Regions from separate parts of the Homo sapiens genome. Here region 1 is linked to region 2. Evidence: chromatin loops called from intact Hi-C (ENCODE). Cell type or tissue: A673. All regions are shown on one strand.

Region 1 (8,000 bases), 230 kb after region 2:
TGATAATTTATGCTCAATAGTCTCAACAAGTAAAAACAAAAAACCAAACGTCATACTAGACTTCAAATATACTTCTCCATTTTAAATGTGTGTATATAGAAATCAAGATCTTTGTGTACTGGAATGAATCTACATATAATAGTAAAAATAACAGCTAACATATTCTAAGCATTTAGCATTTAACAAATTCTGTTCTAAACTGTTTTACATGTATTAACTTAATTATCACAAGTGAAATATACAAATGAAAGATTATTATAATATAAAATTTGACAGTATTTTGCAAGGTTTTTGTAATAGGATTCATTCTGCATTGTAGTTTTAACAAAATTATGAATTTGTTAATGAAATAATATCAGGAAATTCACTTGACAAATTCCCATTTATCAGAAGACTTTTATTTGATACCAGGAAAGATAGAAAAAATAGGTCATTATTTAGGTCAATTATACCAGGACCCTCCCTGGAATAAATCATATCTATATTTGAAAAAGGAAATTTGATTAGTAATTTATGCAATGCTAATTAGTTTTTGGCCACAAGCCACCTTTACCACCCGCATCACCCTTTCATTCCAATACCGTTGGGTTAGTTCTAATCTTATTCTGAAAGTTGTTTAACCTAAAATGTCTTTAGGGGATAATTTTCTAACCACCTTTTAAACTACCACCCACAGTTTCTCACAAACTAAGATGCATCGGAAAGGTTATTTCTTCTTCTTATTTTTTTTTCTTAAATGGAACAAAAGAAATATTAAACATGAATGATGTTAGACAATTTGATACATTCTGTTGAAGATACTGTCCTCCTGCATATGCAATGGGATAAACTGCTACTAAATTCTAGGTTGATAGCATTGTAGTAAATAACTGAAATGATTAAATGGGTCAATAAATAACTTACATTTCGAAGTTTCCTGGTTTTAAATGATTTGAATGATCTTAATTTGAAATAATTGGTGTAAACTGAGATTATGTAAATGATTTCTTGCCATCCTCAAAACGTAGATGTCAAAGCCATTGACAATGATTTAGCTGAGTAAAAACAATGGAATTATTTGCATTTCTAAGGCATGTATAGAACAAGAAATCTGTGTCATGACTTCTTCCCATATGTGTATGTAAACATATACATTTTCTGCAGGATGTACATATACACATTAATGTGTACACACATGCACACAGATGCACATACACACAAACATATAAATACATATGTATACATATAAATGCAATATACATATTTATATGAATCTATATATCTATGTAAATTAGATATCTATATAAATCTATATGAATTAGAGACCTGTATTGAGCCCATATTTTTTCTACACAAGGCCATTCATCATTTTAAATGTTTCATTAGGTCACTGGCACTTACTTTTTATATTATTAATATTACCTTAATAATTTTAGTAACATTTAAGAACTGAATTTTACCATTATATTCTGAAAATCAAAAGTAAGTGTAATTACTCAGAATAAATCAACAGCTATTTCATTGCATGTTAACAAACTTGACTCTATCATTAAGCAATGGGGAGCCATGAAAGGAACTGACTAAATCTGCATTTTAGACAAGTCAGCATAGCAGCCTTGTGCATGTTGAAATTGCTGGTCACAAAGACCCATTAGGATGCTGTTGCATGCACACATCTGAGAAATGGTTAGGTCGTAAACTAGGCAGTGATTGTGAGACCAAATGGGTCTGGGGAAACTAAGGATGAGGAATAAAGAAAGAGTCCTAGAGTAAATGGATACCTGGGATTCAATCACCTGCAATAAAATTCAAGGAAAAATAACAAAATGAGGAAGAATGAAGGAAGGTAGGATGGTATATTTTTGGAGGATTGAGTTTTAAAAATTATAAATTAAGTTCATGACTCAAATTTATTTGCTCAAATCTACTTATACAAATATCTTGCTAATTAGTTTCCTTAGATATTACCACTGGATCCAGAGGTACCTAGAAAATCTTTTATTTATTTATTTACTCATTTATTTTTAAGGAGAAGATAAAACACAATTTGAAATTAGCTTCAAACTTTTAGCAGCTATAAGACGTCAACAACCCAGTTTGTGCTTTAATACTTGCAACACCGTGGCTGCTAATTTGAAACATTTCACACTTTGTTAAATTTTAAGAGTTCTCCACCTTTTCAATTTAAAATACAAATAAATATAATGGGAGTGTGTGAATGACTCGACTTTATAATCACAGATGGGAGGGTATAAAGTTGATATCAATAGCAACAGAAATTAGAAACTAATCACCACTAATGTTAAATAAAGATGACATAGAACAGAATATCTAATCTGATTTAATTGAAATTTAAATTCATAGATGCAAAAGAATAAGAATACAATCATCTTTTCCTGCTTTATCAGTGCACACAAGTACTATCAGGTTGTATAATCACATTCCTTTGCAAAGTATCATGATGCTGTTTCATGAAGAATAGCTAGAGAAAGTGATGCTGACGAATAAATTATGGTTTCAAGTGCTTGACCTGCATAAAAGTTTACCCTCCAGAAGGGCTGTTAAACAAAAGAACTCTAAAGTCTTGATCTATTTATTTTTTTAAGTATGGCCTTTGCCCTGTTTTTAACCTCATTTAACTCTCATTATAAAACATCTCTCTCATATCAGTATAAAAACCTATGTTAGAGAAAATCCAGCGCCTACTCTCAAAATGATATTGCAAACAATGTATTTGTTGCTTTCTTCAGAGTTGAGGATGAGTGGTGTGTCTTCTGATTTTCATTTTAGAACACACTCTTCAGTAATTTTAGCTTTGTTTTGAAACTACTACATAATCATTAGTGCATCTGACAATGCAGACTTCCTACCTGTCATCACATGACACCTATTAAAAGGAAAATGACCGGAAGGTGGAGGTTGCAGTGAGCCGAGATCGCGCCACTGCTCTCCACTCTCCAGCCTGGGTGAAAGAGTGAAACTCTGCCTCAAAAAATAAAAATAAATAAAAATAAATAAACAACATAAAATAAGAAAGAAAGGGGGGGAAGAAAGGAAGGAAGGAAGGAAGGAAGGAAGGAAGGAAGGAAGGAAGGAAAGAGATTAATAGGTAAGATTATAAAAATCTTATAATGTTAGAGGATAATTTTTTAGTGAAACAAGACTGATTTTGGGACAGTGAGCAGAATATGTGCTTTCTAAACAGAATATACATTGTTTTCTTATACTTGTTCTCCATTTGTCTGATGTTACACAGAAAGGTTTATAAAATAATAGTTATAGGGCAATTTAAAAACTTTACTTGTTAAAAAATAAAACAACAATAAAAATAGAGTTCACAGATTACAATGCTAAATTTAAGGCATTTAAAATGTTTTTAATTTTAAAAATAAAACATGAAATATAGGTAAGATGGTGTTTGGAAAAAAACAAAATATTAAAATACATGTTTTTAATAATAGAAAATAAGAAAAAAATGTCCTTTGTCTTGGCCTGTTTTGTGTTCTATAACAAAATATCACAGACTGGGCGATTTTTGAATGAAATAAACTTATGTCTTAAAGTTCAGGAGACCAAGGTTGAGGGGGCTGCATCTGCTGAAGGCCTTCTTGCTGCATGGCAGAAGGAGGAAGGGCAAGAGAGCACGTGCGAGAGAGCAACGGGGCAGGAGAGGGCCTAACTTGCTTTTATAATAAGCCTACTCTCTCTAGAACTAACTCACTCTCATGATAACAGCATTCATTCATTCATGAGGGTAGAGCCCTTCTAACCCAATCTCCTCCTATAGGCCCCATTTTCAACCCCGTTATATTGGGGATTAAGCTTCCAACACATGAACTCCGGGGGACACGTTCAAATCATAGCATCCTTAAATGCAACTGAAAGAAGCTTCAAGTTGAAAGTAATTTATGAATGGTGAATGCACAATGTAAACTGGAAAACCCTTTGTAAGAAAAAAAATAGAGAATCAACGGATAAAGACTCAGATGGGGTACATAGATTTCATTGTCTATATAGAAGGTTTGCCAGTTCATTAGTAGTGACAAATATTTTTCCGGACTTGACATCCAGGAGAATTTTGTCACAATGGTCATTTTAGTCAGCCAACAATAAGATCTTGTCCCCATTTGTGTTCTATTTGTTGCTGTCTCTTCTTGGTGGCTCTGGGTAAACAATAGAAGACTATTATAGAATACAATAGGGGATATTATTCACATGAATAGAGAATAAAAGGGAGGGTGGTATAGTCTAGGTTAATAGTTATCGGAGAGCTGTAGTAATAGTTTTAAGAGTAGATGACTCCTTCAAACCAGATTTTCTCAAACTTTTGGTTAGGGGAGAAATGTATAATTTTGGTCAAAAATTTGAGATTTGAAATACGACTGCTGGCCCTGCAATTTGAAAAATTATAACATTAACTCCAAATGAATAAATAAAAAGAGTCAGAATGCACTATCGCTATGATTTTATAAAAGGAAACAACACTTCCAAGAGAGAAAATCTAGTTACTTTATACTAATATTTGTGTATGAGTATGTTTGTGCCTCCATATGTGTGTGTAAACATTGTCATGGAATCTCAACATTTTTAAGGTGACTTTGGGAAGCACTGCTTTAAACTCATTTTTTTTAAATTGTCAGATTCAGGATTTTGTCATAAAATGCACAGCAGGAATACAAATTTGATGTATCCAGCAATCGTCGGATGTTCTTTGTTCTCAAATGAGATCACTTTGTGTGATTTGAATTTGAATGCTTTCTCAGCTTTGAGGACCATATGTCCGCAGTTCTAAGGTACTGCCACTAGATGGCAGCCTTGCCTACCTCTTTCAGGCAAGGCAACTGCTTCTAAAGCAGAGATGATTTTCTCTAAGAAAATAACTTTTTATTGAAGACATAAATTTAATGTTTACATAACTAATTTTTATAATAAATAAATTATGTTAAAACAAAGTTGACAATCTGGTAGTTATACTAAGAGGTGTCACATGATTCACTATATAGAAATGCAAAATCATTTATGGAGTGAACTTTTGGCTAGACAGTTTCCATGGATTGTGCTAAAATTCACAAAACCCTCTAGGAAAAATACTATTATTACCTCTGTTATGAATGAGGGCACTGAGGTTCAAAAAGGTTAGAGAAGTCTTGAGCGCTTAGTATTTTCACTTCTGTCTACACGTAGGTGTCATCTTCAGTACATACTCATTCTATGCTGAATAATTTGCAGTTTCCTGAAAATTCTTATTTTTACATATTTTTGCATGCTCTTTTAAAATCTATCTGTAATATATTCCTATACACAGTTCCCCTTCCTTTTTCCCACCCAACAGTTTGACATCATACTATCATGCAAGTGTCATCTCAAAACATACTTTTTGTGAAAGAACCTAGTCTTCACATATAATCATTAAGCCATGTTCTATAATCCTATCTTCTTTATTTTACATAAAAATTTAGCATACTGTTAGATAACAAGCTACTATTTCAATCATTTATTTTATTTTATTTTATTTTTTATGTTTTGTTTTTGAGACGGAGTCTCGCTCTGTCGCCCAGGCTGGAGTGCAGTGGTGCCATCTCGGCTCACTGCAAGCTTCGCCTCCAGGGTTCACGCCATTCTCCTGCCTCAGCTTCCCGTGTAGCTGGGAGTACAGATGCCCGCCACCACGCAAGGCTAATCTTTTGTATTTTTAGTAGAGATGGGGTTTCACCATGTTAGCTAGGATGGTCTGGATCTCCTGACCTTGTGATCCACCCACCTTGGCCTACCAAAGTGCTGGGATTACAGGCGTGAGCCACTGCGCCCAGCCCAATCATTTTAAAGAGTATATTTTTGGTAAGTTCATGCATTTTCATTGAAGATTCTAATTGAAAATAGAGTAAGCAAAAAAGGAACTTACGGATACACATAAATGAAAATTATAAGAGTAGTCTCATTGATATGGTAGCTAATTCAGACTCATCTCTCTCTACTAGTCACCATCTTAATTTCTTTCTCAGGCTTGCACTGATGGGGAAGGAGGGGCCACTAACTATTACATGCCTAAATATTTTTAAAGAGGGCAATTTTAAAAAGAAAAAGGTGACTCACTCTCCTATAGTCTATCTACTCTCAATAAGGGTAATCAGCTTGAGTAATGGGTCTTTTTGGAGAAAGGGATGGGGTTCTGGGATTAGCTAGGTCACAACCAGGTGCCTCCTGCTGTGACCAGAGAGTTTGCTAAAGTGCTCTACTGACAATTTTATGAGAACCCCCTAGACTGAGGTAGAGGAGAAATTTCTCAACGCACTGATAGAGTCCTCTAATTTGAAAAATAAGAGATATGTACTCTAGATGTATAGCTAAAGAAACATATCATGCAGTAGAGGATTTTACACTGGGTATATATTTTCTATTGTACATTTTACAGAGTTGGAATTTTTGTTTTACTTCGGTTCATTTGAACATTTCTATACTTCTAAAAGAGATGAAACAACTAAGTCTTTGAAGGTTAGTAATACCAGGGAAAGCTGAACAGATTGAGGGACCTTACATGATTCAGCCAGGGAACACTTTTTGCCCTAGAGACATAACAGGAAGACATTCTTGGGCCTATGTATCATTTTACAGAATTGGAACACTGTAGTGGACTGACAGTAAGTGGACCGAAAATGAAGAGAACACACCAAGTTGCTACAGGCAAAGCATACTTGCAAACTAAAATCCTCATTAGCAGCACAAAGCTGGAAGCCAATTTTTTGCTACCTTAGCAGAACCCCAGCCAAGGATGCACTAATTAGACATAGAGATAACCTATGTTGCTAAAGCAAATCCATCCTTTGTTTATGATTAGCCATGGAGTGAGAGCAGTGAGCTTCAAGATCCAAATTCCAGTCATCACTGGTAAGAAGCACAGGAAATGTCTAGGCCTAAAAACTTGCCCAGACTGAGGACTAGAAATATGGTGTTTGCTTAAATGTTAACCCTTCAACCTAACAAAGTCTGATCCCACATAGCTAAGGGTACTAGGTAAAGTGATGAGGAGGAAGGAGGCATAGAGAGACAGATGAAATGTCTCATGGATACATTGGACATAATCTGAAATAACCAGTCAGTATCGTGGACAGCTGGGTAAGCAGAAGCTGAAATTTCAAACATGCTTCACATGTTGCATATGTAGATTACTACAATAGACTCTCAATCCGTATTGGTGATGTGGTGAGGATGGTGAGGATTGGTCTCTGTGGGCAGACATGTCATAAGGACTAGTTAATTAAAGTGATTAGACATTAGTAGTCACAGAGATTTTGAAAATAGTAAAGCAGGGAATAAGATCACGTAAACTTGTAAGCTTTCAACAAGCCACTGTGAATGTCACAATTTGATCATAGATACCTGAGAGATGGACATTGCACAAACACTTCACTTTATGGACAATAATTTGTACAAGAAAAGTTATCATCCTGAGATTACATATTCATGCAAGATCATAACCAGGATTAGAATTCCAAGAGGTTTTAATTCAGTGCCTTTTACAATGTTACACTGATAGTAGTTAATAGAAATATAGCCATTAGAAGCACACACTTTTATATATAGGCTGGGAGCGGTGGCTCACACCTATAATGCCCCTATAATGCCAGCACTTTGGGAGGTCAAGGCGGTGGGTCACCTGAGATCAGAAGTTTGAGACCAGCCTGGCCAGCATGGTGAAACCCGTCTCCTCTAAAAATACAAAACTTAGCTGAGCCTGGTGGCATGCACCAGTAATCCTAACTTCTTGGGAGGCTGAGGCATGAGAATCACTTGAACCCGGGAAGCAGAGATTGTAGTGAGCCAAGATCACACCACTGCACTCCAGCCTGGGCAACAGGCGAGACCTTGCCTCAGTAAATAAATAAATAAATAAATAAATAAATAAATAAATAAATAAATAAATAAAATAAGCACGTTTTTATATATTACATTGAGATTGTCATGTAGATGTTGAAATAAGCTATTTTTGTCGAAATACCCTAACTTTCCCATTTATAACAATA
Region 2 (8,000 bases):
CCTCAGCCTCCCAAGTGGCTAGGATTACATGAATATTCACATTTAAAGTCACTGACAGAGACCCCTAGGAAAGGGGGTTCAGCCTAATTCTCCTTTACTTGATTCAACTGACCACTCACAGCATGTTTTTATTCAGTTAATAAATTCATGTAAACAAGGCTTTTCCAACTCTAACATGACATGTGGGCTGCCATCCTGAATTTCTCGTTCATAGCCAGGACCCTTGGAAACTTACACCTCCAGGTAGCATGAAATGCTACGGGATGCCTCTCGGAGCTCATAGTAGCAGTAGTAATGGTTGTGAGGCAGTGATCAGCACTTGTTCTTTTTCTGAGCAGTTTGTCCTTCCTCCCTCCCTCCCTTCCATTCTTTTCTTCCTTCCATGCTCAGTAACATTTATCAATACAGAAATCCTTCCTTCCTTCCTTCCTTCTTTCCTTCCTTCCTTCCTCCCTCCCTCCCTCCCTCCCTCGCTTCTTTTCTTCCTTCCATGCTCAGTAACATTTATCAATACAGAAATCCAAGCTCAGGGATGCAGAACTCTTCAGAGAGTTGACTTGCCTAAACCCAAGTGTCTCAATCACAGCTGCATTTTCTAATCATTTGAGATATAATTAAAATATTCTGATACTGCATACCGCTGGAAGACTGTGTTTGAAAATCCCCTAAGTGATTTTACTGTGTAGCTACGGCTAAGAACCACTGGAAGCACAATCTGAGACAGAAAGAAGAGTGAGGCTATAGATGAAGCTTTAACAGTAGCAGCCACCTGCAGGAGATGGTATAATCAATGACACAGACAACCCATTCCTTCCCTTTTCTCTCTTGCTCTCATGTGCAGTCTTCACTAGTAAAACAAGTATGCGTTACTCTAGTCTAACTCATGCTCACCTTCTTCACTTAGGCTCTGGTACAACTTGGAATGCTTGCTTGCTCAAGACAAGCCTTAAAATTGGTGAGAGTTAGGTAATTGCAGATTAAAAGATGATGTGTGGAAAATTGTAATATGGAATCTTTTAAAATGCTTTCAATTTCAAACTCTTGCATTTGATAGGTATTACTGTCCAAGAATCCCTTCAACTAAGATATCACATAGAAATTGAACCACTCTTGGGAACAGATAGTGAGGACGAGAAAAGAAAAAAAAAGAAGAAGGAAATTGAAGCACTGACATATGAGGGAATAGGTATGTTAGATTGCCAAAGGATTTCTTTCTTCAATGCTCTCTGTTGTTTTACTGCAACTGACGTTTAGAACCACAATAGAGTTAGAAAAAGCATAGTATCAAAAACAGAAACCTATCATACTACAAACACAAACACATACATAGGCTTTTCTCCAATCTAACTAAGCTATTACAGCATCTGGGAACGGAAAATTAAGTAAAGTCAGTCCTGGCCCGGCACGGTGGCTCATGCCTGTAATCCCAGAACTTTGAGAGGCCAAGGCAGGAGGATTGCTTGAGCTCAGGAGTTGCAGCCTAGCCTGGATAACATGGTGAAACCCAGTCTACACAAAAAATACAAAAAAAATTAGCTGGGCATGGTGGCACATGCCTGTACTCCCAGCTAATCAGGAGGCTGAGGCAGGAGAATTGCTGGAGCCGAGGAAGCGGAGGATGCAGTGAGCCAAGATCGTGCCACTGAACTCCCTGAGCAACAAAATGAGACCCTGTCCCAAAACAAAACCAAAAAAAAAGTGCATACTTCAACAATTCATAGAACTGGTGTATTTATTATTTCAAGGCAGTGTAAAGATGCAGGAATATATTACCATATTTCCCAAATATGGCATGACTTTTTTTCTCCTCATAATTATCCCTCAGAAAAAAGGAGGCTGCCTTATATTCAAGTCTTTGCAAATCTTTTATGGCAAGTTGCTCTCTGTTTTCTCCAGGAAAGATACATTAGCTTGAAATATCCCAAATCAATTCTAGTTTTCTAGTTTTAGATGTTTTTTAGAGGATAACTTATAGAATCACTAAAAGTGGAGGCAAGGGCATTTCATATAGATTTTGTCTTTGTGCCTGAGGATTTGACCTCACGATTGGAGATGTCACTGTAAACATGACTCTTAAAAATCTCCTTAAAAAGCAGTACAAGTGTTGTTATAAAGTGGAGATTGTCATTATACACCTGTGGGATGAATGAACAACAACAAAAAATGTTCTAATGTTATAAAAGTTTATAGTTGCTGCTTGGGACAAATTTGTTGTTGATAGTGTGCTACACTTTCAAAAACTGCTAATAAGCAAGATTGCTTCATTAAACACAGGGATGGAAAAAAGTAGTATTTATAAATTAATATTTTTCCATATTACTTTAAATATGTATGTATAACCAAGTTGACAAATTAACTAATATAATAATATATTTAGTTTCGTAATGAACATTTCCAGAAGTCTATTTTTTTCCAGAACATTTTCTTTTGCATCATAGTTTCAAGCAAATGAGACATGTCCTTAAAATTGGCACCACCTTATATTTGAGCATACACTTTAAATATTTATTTACTAATATTTGTAACCAATTAATACGAAAAGCAAAAAGAGATTGTTTAATCTCTATGAGTGACTTTGTGTATGCATTTAATTTTTTTAACTAGTAGAACTTCATTTGTTGGAAAGAAAACTGAAACTGCAAATTAAATCTCTTTCTAAATAATAAAGTTCTACTTGAGTATTAGGTATTAACTGTCCATGACAGTAAATTTTATATTAACTGTCAATATGTCAATAATTTTATATTAAATGTCAATATGACTGGGCCACTGTTCCCAGATGTTTGGTTAAACAATCATCTAGATGTTTCTGTGAAGGTATTTTTTTAGATGAGTTTAACATTTAAAATAGTAGACTTTGAGTAAAGCAGATTATTCTCCATAATGTGGACAGGAGACACTCAATCAGTGGAAGGCCTTATGAGAAAGTCTGAAGTCCTCTAAGTACCCTAAGGAAGAAGAAATTCTCCCTGACACTGCCTCTGGACATGAGCTGCAACAGAATCTCTTTGGGTCTCCAGCCTACCAGCCTGCCCTGCATTTTTCAAACTTGCCAGACCCCAAAATTACTTGAGCCAATTTATTAAAATAAATATCGATCAATTGATCTATCTATCTATCTATCTATCTATCTATCTATTTATCTATCTATCTATCTGTCTGTTTCTTCATTTTGTCTCCCTGGAGGCCCCTAACAGTTCCTTTATCCCTGGTTCATTCTTCTGCATAGCACTTGTCCCCTTTTAATGTATGATATAATGTATTTCATTTGCATGTTTCTTTATTGTCTGTCTCCTCCACTACACTGTATTCCCTAAAAAGGCAGACACTATGAACTTCCTGCTCCCTAATTTTAATGCCTGGTACAAAGGGACTCTCAATAAATATTTATCAAATAAATGAATTAGATGCTTCATCACTCCTTCATTATATATTTAATATTTAAAACAAACTAAAGATTTCATTTTAAATCTAGAGGACATCAAAGAAGAAAAATTGTAACAATGAACAAAATATAATGAATACATATTAAAGGTGGACTGAGCACATTTATTAGACTGTATGTGATATTTTAATTGTTTAAATGGAGCTGATTTGAAGTTATCTTACAATTACCTATACAGATTCATTAAAAAATATATTAAGACTAATAGTTAATTTTAAGAATAAGAATAGCTAATATATAAATAGTTATTTATATCCTATATAATATACATGTATCTTAAGCAACAGTCTCATATTTTCATTACAGTTATGGATTCACTTTTTCATCTAATAATGGATGAAAGCTTAGACATTTGTGTGCATTTTTAGTTGTTTGCTTGGATTACGTAAGATGAATTTCCTTTTTTCTCTGGAATGTTTAATCAAAATCTATTATCCAGTAAGAAGTTGAAATTAGTTAATGAAGTCCAATTCAACTTTAAAAACTACAGCTTCTTACTTAATTTCAGTTTATTTTGGAAACATGAAATACTTCAACATTCTGTGAATCATTTTTACAATTCTTAGTTTCGGAGCAAAGTCATGAAAATAAAATCATTAAACTTTTCAAAATCATATTGCATCTTCCAAATATATAAACCTAATTTCCATAAAAATCATATTATATTATCAGGAGAAAGAAAAAAACTCAAACTATACACAACATAGCTACAAGAGTGAGAAAATATGGTACCTAGACAGGAAATGGTTGTTAAGAGAAGGCATAAAACTATTTTCGAAACAGAATTATGAGTGTTTATTTTATTAAAAAGTTGACATAGGTTATCTTTGGTGTTTATGACTTGCAAACTAAAGTATTTAATATTTAACATGTTTAAATACAAGCAGCAGCAGTTTGGTAATCAAAAGGAATAGTTTGAATCATCTCAGAAAAATAAATTTATTGTAATTAGGATATTTTAGAATACGATTAAAACATTTGAAAGAAAATGTATTCACCTTTCTTGTCGTCAAAGTACAGAGTCTGTTGAGCTGGATTTGACCACTGGAGGGAGGTGTTATCATTTTGATCAACCCTGCAGGTCAAAATTGCAGTTCCACCTTCAACAACGGTTACATTCTGTGTTAGTGGAAACTGCCCTTGGCTGCCTAAAAGGGGATTAAAGAAAATGTTGATTAAATGAAAGTCATAAAATGATTAACTGCCTAAGATCTACACTGGCCTTAACTTCTCATGCAAAATAAAATTTAAAACAACCAAACAACGACAAAACTGTATATTACAAAAGACAGAAAAATAATTGAAAATCCTCAGAGAACAACAGCATTGACATATAATTAAGACTCCTTTGTACTCCCTACATGTTCTAGGAAACTTTTTTTGTCCTAGGCATACATAAAGATTTATATTCAAATAGTAATATTATATTTATTACTTTCCCTAGGCTTTGCATTAGTTAATACGGTACTAAACTTGGTCATTGTTGAAGATAAAGCACTGAAATAATTTTGGATGAGTTGAACTCTCTAAAGCAGTAGAGGAAACATAAAATATTTCCCTGGTAGCTTTTATAATCCTGAATAAAGTTTTTGAAATATGGATACTCAAACTTTAGATTCAATTTCTGATAAAGGAAATAAAAAATGAATCCCACTTAACTAGGTTTTCTTGTAGATTTAGCTCTTTTTAGAAATACAAAATGTATTGTGTAAAACAGTGGGAGTACTCTTTAAAAAGTGTAGAATATCCATTCAAACTCTAAATTATTAATCCTAGGTGATATAGGTTAATACTCTTCTTTGTTCCTTTCTGTAGTTTCTCGATTTTCTCCAAGTAATACATATTTCTTTTATAATCAGAAAAATACATATTTTTAAATGACCCTTGTTAATTTGGATATCATCAGTATGTAATCAAGGTTTTGCTCTTCTTAAGCATTTTACTAATTTGTTAAAGTAATTCATGTAATAAATTTACTTAATAAGTGCACTTCTAATAGTTTAATCAAAATTTATGCACACGGATACATAATACATAAATTTCTCTTCAGCAAGATGATCTGAAGATAAACTCTGCTAAGTCTGATAACCATGATTAACATGGGTAAGAATGACTTTCTAGAACCAGGTTAAAATATTATTATGTAAGCAAGGGAGTTCATTAAGTCAAGGATAATTTACATATGCAAGAACACTATAATGACTTAATCACATCCATGAAATATATTTCCTTTTCTTCTTTAGTTTTGTAATGATTCAATAATTACTACAAGCACCACTTGAGGTTATGCTGGAACTATTGGCGTAAGAATCTTATTACCAGGGATTCCCCGGCCAGATGGCCAAATAGGAACAGCTCCAGTCTGCAGCTCCCAGTGAGACCAAGGCAGAAGGTGGGTGATTTCTGCATTTCCAACAGAGGTACCCAGTTCATCTCAATGGGACTGGTTAGACAGTGGGTGCAGCCCATGGAGGGCGAGCAGAAGTAGGGTGGTGTGTCACTTCACCCAGGAAGTGCAAGGGGTCAGGGAACTCCCTCCCCTAAATAAGAGAAGCCATGAGGTCCTGTGCTGTAAGGGATGGTGCTATCTGGCCCAGATACTATGCTTTTCCCATGGTCTTTGCAACCCACAGACCAGGAGATTACCTCGGGTGCCTATACCACAAGGGCCCTAAGTCTCAAGCACAAAACTGGGCAGCCATTTGGGCAGACACTGAGCTAGCTGCAGGAGTTTTGTTTGTTTGTTTGTTTGTTTGTTTTTGGTATCCCAGTAGTGCCTGGAACTCCAGCAAGACAGAACTGTTCACTCCAATGGAAAGACGGCTGAAGCCAGGGAGCCAAGAGGTCTTCTCAGTGGATCCCACCACCATGGAGCCCAGCAAGCTAAAATCCACTGGCTTGAAATTCTTGCTGCCAGCAGAGCAGTCTGAAGTCAACCTGGGATACTCGAGCTTCGTAGAGGGAGGGGTGTCTGCTATTACTGAGGCTTGAGTAGGCAGTTTGCCCCTCACAATGTAAACAAAGCCTCCAGGAAGTTCAGACTAGGTGGAGCCCACTGCAGCGACAAAAATCCTCTGTTTCCACACTGCCTCTCTAGATTCCTCCTCTCTGAGCAGGGCATCCCTAAAAGAAAGGCAGCAGCCGTAGTCAGGGGCTTATAGATGAAACTTCCATCTTCCTGAGACAGAGCCCTTGGGGAAAGGGACGGCTGTGGGTGCAGCTTCAACAGACTTAAATGTTCCTGCCTGCTAGCTCTGAAGATAGCAGCTGATCTTCCAGCACAATGCTCGAACTCTGCTAAGGGACAGATTGCCTCCTCAAGTGGGTCCCTGATACCCATGCCTCCTGAGGTGGAGACACCTCCCAGCAGTGGTTGACAGACACCTCATACAGGAGAGCTCCAGCTGGCATCTGGCAGGTGCCACTCTGGGATGAAGCTTCTACAGGAAGGAGCAGGCAGCAATCTTTGCTGTTCTGCAGCCTCCGCTGGTAATACCCAGGCAAACAGGGTCTGGAGTGAACCACCAGCAAAATCCAGCAGCACATTAAAAACCTTATCCACCACGATCAAGTCATTTCATCCTGGGGATGCAAGTCTGGTTCAACATACTCAAATCAATAAATGTAATCCATCACATAAACAGAACCAATGACAAAAACCACATGATTATCTCAATAGATAAAGAAAAGGCCTTTGACGAAATTCAACACCCCTTCATGCTAAAAACACTCAATAAACTAGGTATTGATGGAACATATTTCAAAATAATAAGAGCTACTTATGGCAAACCCACAGCCAATATCATAATGAATGGGCAAAAGCTGGAAGCATTCCCTTTGAAAACTGGCACAAGACAAGGATGCCCTCTCTCACCACTCCTATTCAACATAGTATTGGAAATTCTAGCCAGAACAATCAGGCGAGAGAAAGAAATAAAGGGTATTCAAATAGGAAGAGAGGAAGTCAAATTATCTCTGTTTGCAGATGACATGATTGTATATTTAGAACACCCCATCGTCTAAGCCCAAAAACTCCTTAAGCTGATAAGCAACTTCAACAAAGTCTCAGGATACAAAATCAATGTGCAAAAATCACAGGCATTCCTACACACAATAACAGACAAACAGAGAGCCAAATAATGAGCAAACTCCCATTCACAATTGCTACAAAGAGAATAAAACACCTAGAAATACAACTTACAAGGGATGTGAAGGACCTCTTCAAAGAGAACTACAAACCACTGCTCAAAAAAATAAGAGGGGACAAAAACAAATGGAAAAACATTCTATGCTCATGGATAGGAAGAATCAATATTGTGAAAATGGCCATAATTTCCAAAGTAATTTATAGATTCAATGCCATCCCCATCAAGCTACCATTGACTTGCTTCACAGAATTAGAAAAAAAACTACTTTAAATTTCATATGGAACCAAAAAAGAGCCCATATGGCCAAGACAATCCTAAGCAAAAAGAACAAAGCTGGAGGCATCACACTAACTGACTTAAAACTATATCACAAGGCTGCAGTAACCAAAACAGCATGGTACTGGCAC

The links. A loop is a pair of places that touch in the nucleus more often than their neighbours do. Peaks named below come from ENCODE experiments on the same cell type or tissue, not always from the same donor. Only the 100,000 strongest peaks of a DNase experiment are listed, where the experiment ranks them.
Region 1: a loop joins it to region 2, with 8 times the contacts of the local background. A loop is called at or near these places in 6 of 110 quality-filtered maps.

What each region holds. Positions count from the first base shown.
Region 1 is chr3:85,573,061-85,581,060 of GRCh38, reverse strand. All of the region lies in intron 1 of CADM2 (cell adhesion molecule 2), which reads right to left. Among named protein-coding and RNA genes, the nearest start is that of MIR5688, 190 kb to the right of the region's middle. RefSeq lists an enhancer at 4,397-4,973. In A673, a CTCF peak has its summit at 4,780 (motif pointing right); DNase peaks (open chromatin) are centred at 3,070 and 4,770; H3K27ac peaks cover 2,874 bases.
Region 2 is chr3:85,798,640-85,806,639 of GRCh38, reverse strand. It overlaps CADM2 (cell adhesion molecule 2), which reads right to left. Exons shown (of 10, transcript NM_001167675.2): 3 at 4,444-4,593. It overlaps CADM2-AS2 (CADM2 antisense RNA 2), which reads left to right. Exons shown (of 4, transcript NR_046752.1): 2 at 1,055-1,186; 3 at 5,689-5,837; 4 at 6,217-6,653. Among named protein-coding and RNA genes, the nearest start is that of CADM2-AS2, 25 kb to the left of the region's middle. In A673, a CTCF peak has its summit at 4,468 (motif pointing right); no DNase peak of the experiment used is centred here.